2 separate regions of the Homo sapiens genome follow, and region 1 is linked to region 2. The links are chromatin loops, found by intact Hi-C in ENCODE. Cell type or tissue: OCI-LY7. All regions are shown on one strand. Region 1 has its middle 16 kb from the start of LINC00674. Region 2 holds the start of TRR-CCG2-1 (tRNA-Arg (anticodon CCG) 2-1).

Region 1 (2,500 bases), 66 kb after region 2:
TATACCTACCCTTCATCCCATGCCACTGCTGATAATTTGTGTGATTTTAATGCCACTGAATGCCATTGATTGCACTTGACCCATTCCATCCCCACTACACATTTTCCAGGATTCTATTTTGAGGGGATGTCCTTCGTTGTAGTAACCCCTGCTAATCTGAGATAAATCTTACTTGATCATTTTAATTTTTAAAAATTCCCTAATGAATTCACTTTATATAAATATATATAATATGTGTGTGTATATATATATATATATAGTGTGTGTGTATATATATATATATATATACTATTTAGGATTTTAAAATCTTTGTTCTTATTTATTTATTTATTTGAGATGGAGTTTCACTCTTGTCGCCCAGGCTGGAGTGCAGTGGTGCGATCTCGGCTCACTGCAACCTGCCCCTCCCGGGTTCAAGCAATTCTCCTGCCTTAGCCTCCCAAGTAGCTGTGATTACAGGCATGTGCCACCACATCCAGTTAATTTTTGCATTTCTTGGTAGAGATGGGGTTTCACCATGTTGGCCAGGCTGGTCTCAAACTCCTGACCTCAGGTGATCCACCTGCCTTGGCCTCCCAAAGTGCTGGGATTACAGGGGTGAGCCACTGCACCAGGCCTTTTTCTTATTTTCTCACCAATTTAAAGAAGGGTTTCCCCAAGTTGCAATTAATTTTGGCAGAAATGTCCCTGTATTGATGATTATCTTTTTGTGAAAGTTGATGGAGTTTGTCTTCACACTCTTGTCCTTTTTTTACTCTTTTTTTGAGACAGAATCTCACTCTGTCACCCAGGCTGGAGTGCAGTAGTGCTGGTGCAATCTTGGCTCCCTGTAGTCTTGACCTCCCAGGCTCCCTCTGCAACCACCTGAGTAACTGAGACAACAGGTGCATGCCACCACGCCCAGCTAATTTTTAAAAATATTTTTTGTAGAGACGGAGTTTTGCCATTTTGCCCAGGCTGGTCTCAAACTCCTGGGTTCAAGTGATCTGCCTGCCTCAGCCTCCCAAAATGCTGGGATTACAGATGTGAGCCACCATGCCTGACCATCACTCTTGTCCTTGATATCCATTTTTTCCCACCGACAACACCATGGGAATGTTTTCCTATTCTTTTTCCAGACTTCTAGGCCACCTAGTTTTAGTTTTCTAAGTCAGTGGAGCCCAATTTTTGCACAGGACGATACTCCTAGAGAAAGTCATTCCTTTGCATGGTGTGCTGGGGTAATGAACCTGCTCCCTGTGGCTAGAGACACCCATTATCTCAGGTCTGCCTGAAGGGCCGAGGGGAGCAACCTCTTAGGCTCACCTATAATCCATTTGCCCCCAGATGTGGCTCTTATGACTACATTCCAGTGTGTAAAGTGTGAGAAGAAATGATGTATTCAGCCACTGGGCTGTGCCCTTAGAGGAAATGCATGCCTTCCCCTCCCTTTTATTGCCTCTGCAGGCTGCAATGTGGCCACAGTGTGGGGAGTATTGAACTATACAAGCAACAAAATAGAGTCTGAATCCCCAGCAACTAAGAACTGCTAACAGAGAGATAGGAAGTTTGGGTGTGACACTGGAGTCAGGCAGCCTTGGGTTTAAATGCTGATTCTGCTAATCCCTAGCTGTGGGCCTCGGGTGAAGAATTTAACCTCATGGTCTTCAGTTTCCTTAGCTGTAAAATGCTGGGAGGATGCAAGGAGCTGTCATAACAAAATTGCCTAGCAGTGTTCATGGTCCAGAGCAGGGTTTTAACGAACAGAAGCTGGCACGTCACCACTCTCTGTCCCTAGCAGCGTTGCCTTTTGCCTCCCTTTTCTGCCTTGATCCGCGCCCCCACCCATCTCTCCTCCCGTTCTTTCTTCACTTTCACTTCCTGGTCTGCCTCTTTCTTAAGCTGGACTCTGTGACTGCAGGTGTGTTTAATGTTTGGCTGCCTTCAGGAGGCCAGCAAGGCTCCCTGGCCAACCTTTTACTTTTTTTTTTTTTTTGAGACGGAGTCTTACTCACTGTCACCCAGGCTGGAGTGCAGTGGCACGATCTCGGCTCATTGCAACCTCTGCTTCCTGGGTTCAAGTGATTCTCCTGCCTCAGCCTCCCAAGTAGCTGAGACTACAGGTGCTCACCACCATGCCCGGCTAATTTTTGTATTTTTAGTAGAGAAGGGATTTCACCTTGTTGGTCAGGCTGGTGTCAAACTCCTGGCCTCAAGTGATCGGCCCACCTTGGCCTCCCAAAGTGCTGGGAATACAGGCAGGAGCCACCATGCCCCACCATGGTTCCCTGGCCAACCTGTTACTCATTCCTCTTTCTTCTACAATGATGCTTCTCCACCACATCAAAAGGTCCTCTCCTTTCCTCTTCCACAGCCATTGGCTGCAGGGAAATCCCCAGGGGCAGAGCTGCAACTTGCCAGGCCAGCCCTGGAGGCAGCCCTGGGACCCTCTTGCTCCCTCAACCTTCTCCCTCTCCTTTCCCGGGAGGCCCAGGAAAGGGAGCTGGCACCCTGGGCCACT
Region 2 (2,500 bases):
GGAGCGCAATGGCGTGATCTCGGCTCACTGCAACCTCCGCCTCCCCGGTTCAAGCGATTCTCTTGCCTCAGCCTCCCGAGTAGCTGGAATTACAGGCGCGCACCACCACGCCTGGCTAATTTTTTGTGTTTTTAGTAAAGACGGGGTTTCACCATGGCCAGGCTGGTCTTGAACTTCTGACCTCGGGTGATCCGCCTGCCTCGGCCTTCCAGAGTGCTAGGATTACAGGTGTGAGCCACCGTGCCCAGCCAAGAATTTTTTTTTTTTAAGTAAATATTTCTTTTTAGGGGTCAGATTTCGTGTTCACTTGCAAGCTCTCAATGACAGTGTTTTTTGCCTCGGCCTCCGAAAGTGCTGGGATTACAGGCGTGAGCCACCGTGCCCGGCCATTTTGGTTTTTTAATTTTTTTTTTTTTTCTTTTTGAGACAGAGTTTCGCTCTTGTTGCCCAGGCTTGAGTGCAATGGCGCAATCTTGGCTCACTGCAACCTCCATCTCGCGGGTTCAAGCGATTCTCCTGCCTCAGCCTCCCAAGTAGTTGGGACTACAGGCATGCGCCACCACGCCCGGCTAATTTTTTCTATTTAGTATTTCAACAGTTGGTCAGTCTGTTCTCGAACTCCTGACCTCAGGTGACGCCTCGGCCTCCCGAAGTGCTGGGATTACAGGAATGAGCCATGGCCTGGTTTTTAAATTCTTTTTAAAGATTGATACTTCATATTGATTTTGAATTTTTTTGTTTTTGTTTTTTGAGACAGGGTCTCGCTCCGTTACCCAGGCTGGAGTGCAGTGGCCCAATCATATTATAACTTACTGCTAATTTTAAAATTTTTTTCTGGGGAGGTTGGGGTTGGGGGTGGTGTCGTCTCCTTATGTCGCCCAGGCTGGTCTCAAACTCCCGGACTCAAGTGATTCTCTCGCCTTGGCCTCCTAAAGAGCTGGAATTACAGGCGTGAGCCACCCCACCCCGAATAACAAGTGATATTGTGTTACATTCGTATAATGTGTAATGATCAAATCAGGGTAACTGGGATAGCTGTCACCTCAAACACTGATCATTTCTTTGTGTTAGGAGCATTTCAAATATTTTCTTCTAGCTACTTTGAAATATACAGTAAATTACCGTTAGCTATAATTACCCTACTGTGCTACCGAACACTAGGTCTGACCGTATTTTAGTACCCATTCGCTGACAGTGTTTTTAAAACTCTCAAAAGCACCTCTTTATTTGTGATAACGATAGCTGCCAAGAACCATCTCTTAATCAACTGTCCAATGATCGCCCTCTCTTCCACCAAAACTAATCTCACGCGACCCAGATGGGACTCGAACCCACAATCCCCAGCTCCGGAGGCTGATGCCTTATCCATTAGGCCACTGGGTCACCACAGGATCCGGCTTCTCACACCCTCTCCTTACGCGATGCCATCATCACGCTCCCGCCCCCGCGCATCGCGGTCTCGCGCCGAGAGGCAAGTGATTTGGCAGCCGCCCCCAGCGGCGGCGGCGCGCGCCTGCGCTTTTCTGCGTCCCTGTCGGCCGCCTGGACTTCCCGCGCGCTGCGCCATGGGCCCGGAGCGGCCGCAAGGGCCCCGGAGGGCCTGCGCGTGACCCTCCGAGCTCTCCTGCCCGGTAACTGCATGGCATCCACCCCGCCGGGTTTGGGTGCTATCCTTCCTGTCGGGTTCTTCAAGCGTTCTTAACTCCAGTTGTCCATTGGGCTCACCTGGGGAATTTTAAACAAGGTTCCAGTGCCTGCCCCATCCCATTCTAGTTCAGTTGACTGGGGCGGACCTGGGCGTCTTCATTTTACAAAGCTCCCCGGGACCCTCTGCAGGGCAGGCGGCGTTGGGAGCCACTGCAGATCGCGAAATCCTCCCGCAGCTTCCCTCTCCCGCCAACCTTCTTGTCCCTGTCTTCTCTTTCTTTCCCGCGTTTATTCAGCAGAGATTAATGTGATAACCTGTTATGTGCTGGGAACTGTTGGGCTCCTGGGTGAACAGGCTTTTCCACCCCACGAGAACTTCAAATCTGACCTTTGTCCCTACGGCCATTCACCTTCAGCCGTTTTCCTCCCCCTGACTCTTCTTTCCCTCTGGAGTAAAGGGAAAATGAACATAACAAAGTCCCTAAGTGCAAAATAGTACGGGTTTGGCTTCCCCCTTCCCTCAGCCAACATCCTGAAGTTAAGTTTTGAGTAAAGACTTGGAGACTTTCTGGTGCCATGCACACTATCTGTATGTTTGTTGCATGTAAAGATGCTGCATTTGTGATTTTTACAAATACACAATTTCGTTTTCTTCTTAGACACGTAACACTTGTTCTTCACAAGTCTGTTTAAAATATGGCTAAGCCGGCCGGGCGTGGTGGCTCCTGCCTGTAATCCCAGCACTTTGGGAGGCTGAGGCTGGCGGATCACTTGAGGTCAGGAGTTGGAGACCAGCCTGGCCAACGTGGTGAAACCCTGTCTCTACTAAAAATACAAAAAAATTAGCCAGGCG

What was found. A loop is a pair of places that touch in the nucleus more often than their neighbours do. Peaks named below come from ENCODE experiments on the same cell type or tissue, not always from the same donor. Only the 100,000 strongest peaks of a DNase experiment are listed, where the experiment ranks them.
Region 1: a loop joins it to region 2, with 2.7 times the contacts of the local background. A loop is called at or near these places in 4 of 110 quality-filtered maps.

What each region holds. Positions count from the first base shown.
Region 1 is chr17:68,084,453-68,086,952 of GRCh38, forward strand. No RefSeq gene overlaps it. Among named protein-coding and RNA genes, the nearest start is that of LINC00674, 16 kb to the right of the region's middle. In OCI-LY7, CTCF peaks have their summits at 1,396 and 1,599; DNase peaks (open chromatin) are centred at 1,429 and 1,879; H3K4me3 peaks cover 1,332 bases; H3K27ac peaks cover 1,852 bases.
Region 2 is chr17:68,018,587-68,021,086 of GRCh38, forward strand. TRR-CCG2-1 (tRNA-Arg (anticodon CCG) 2-1) reads right to left here and starts at 1,383; the gene lies at 1,311-1,383. RefSeq lists a silencer at 1,236-1,355 and an enhancer at 1,301-1,874. In OCI-LY7, CTCF peaks have their summits at 1,503 and 1,704; a DNase peak (open chromatin) is centred at 1,465; H3K4me3 peaks cover 1,654 bases; H3K27ac peaks cover 820 bases.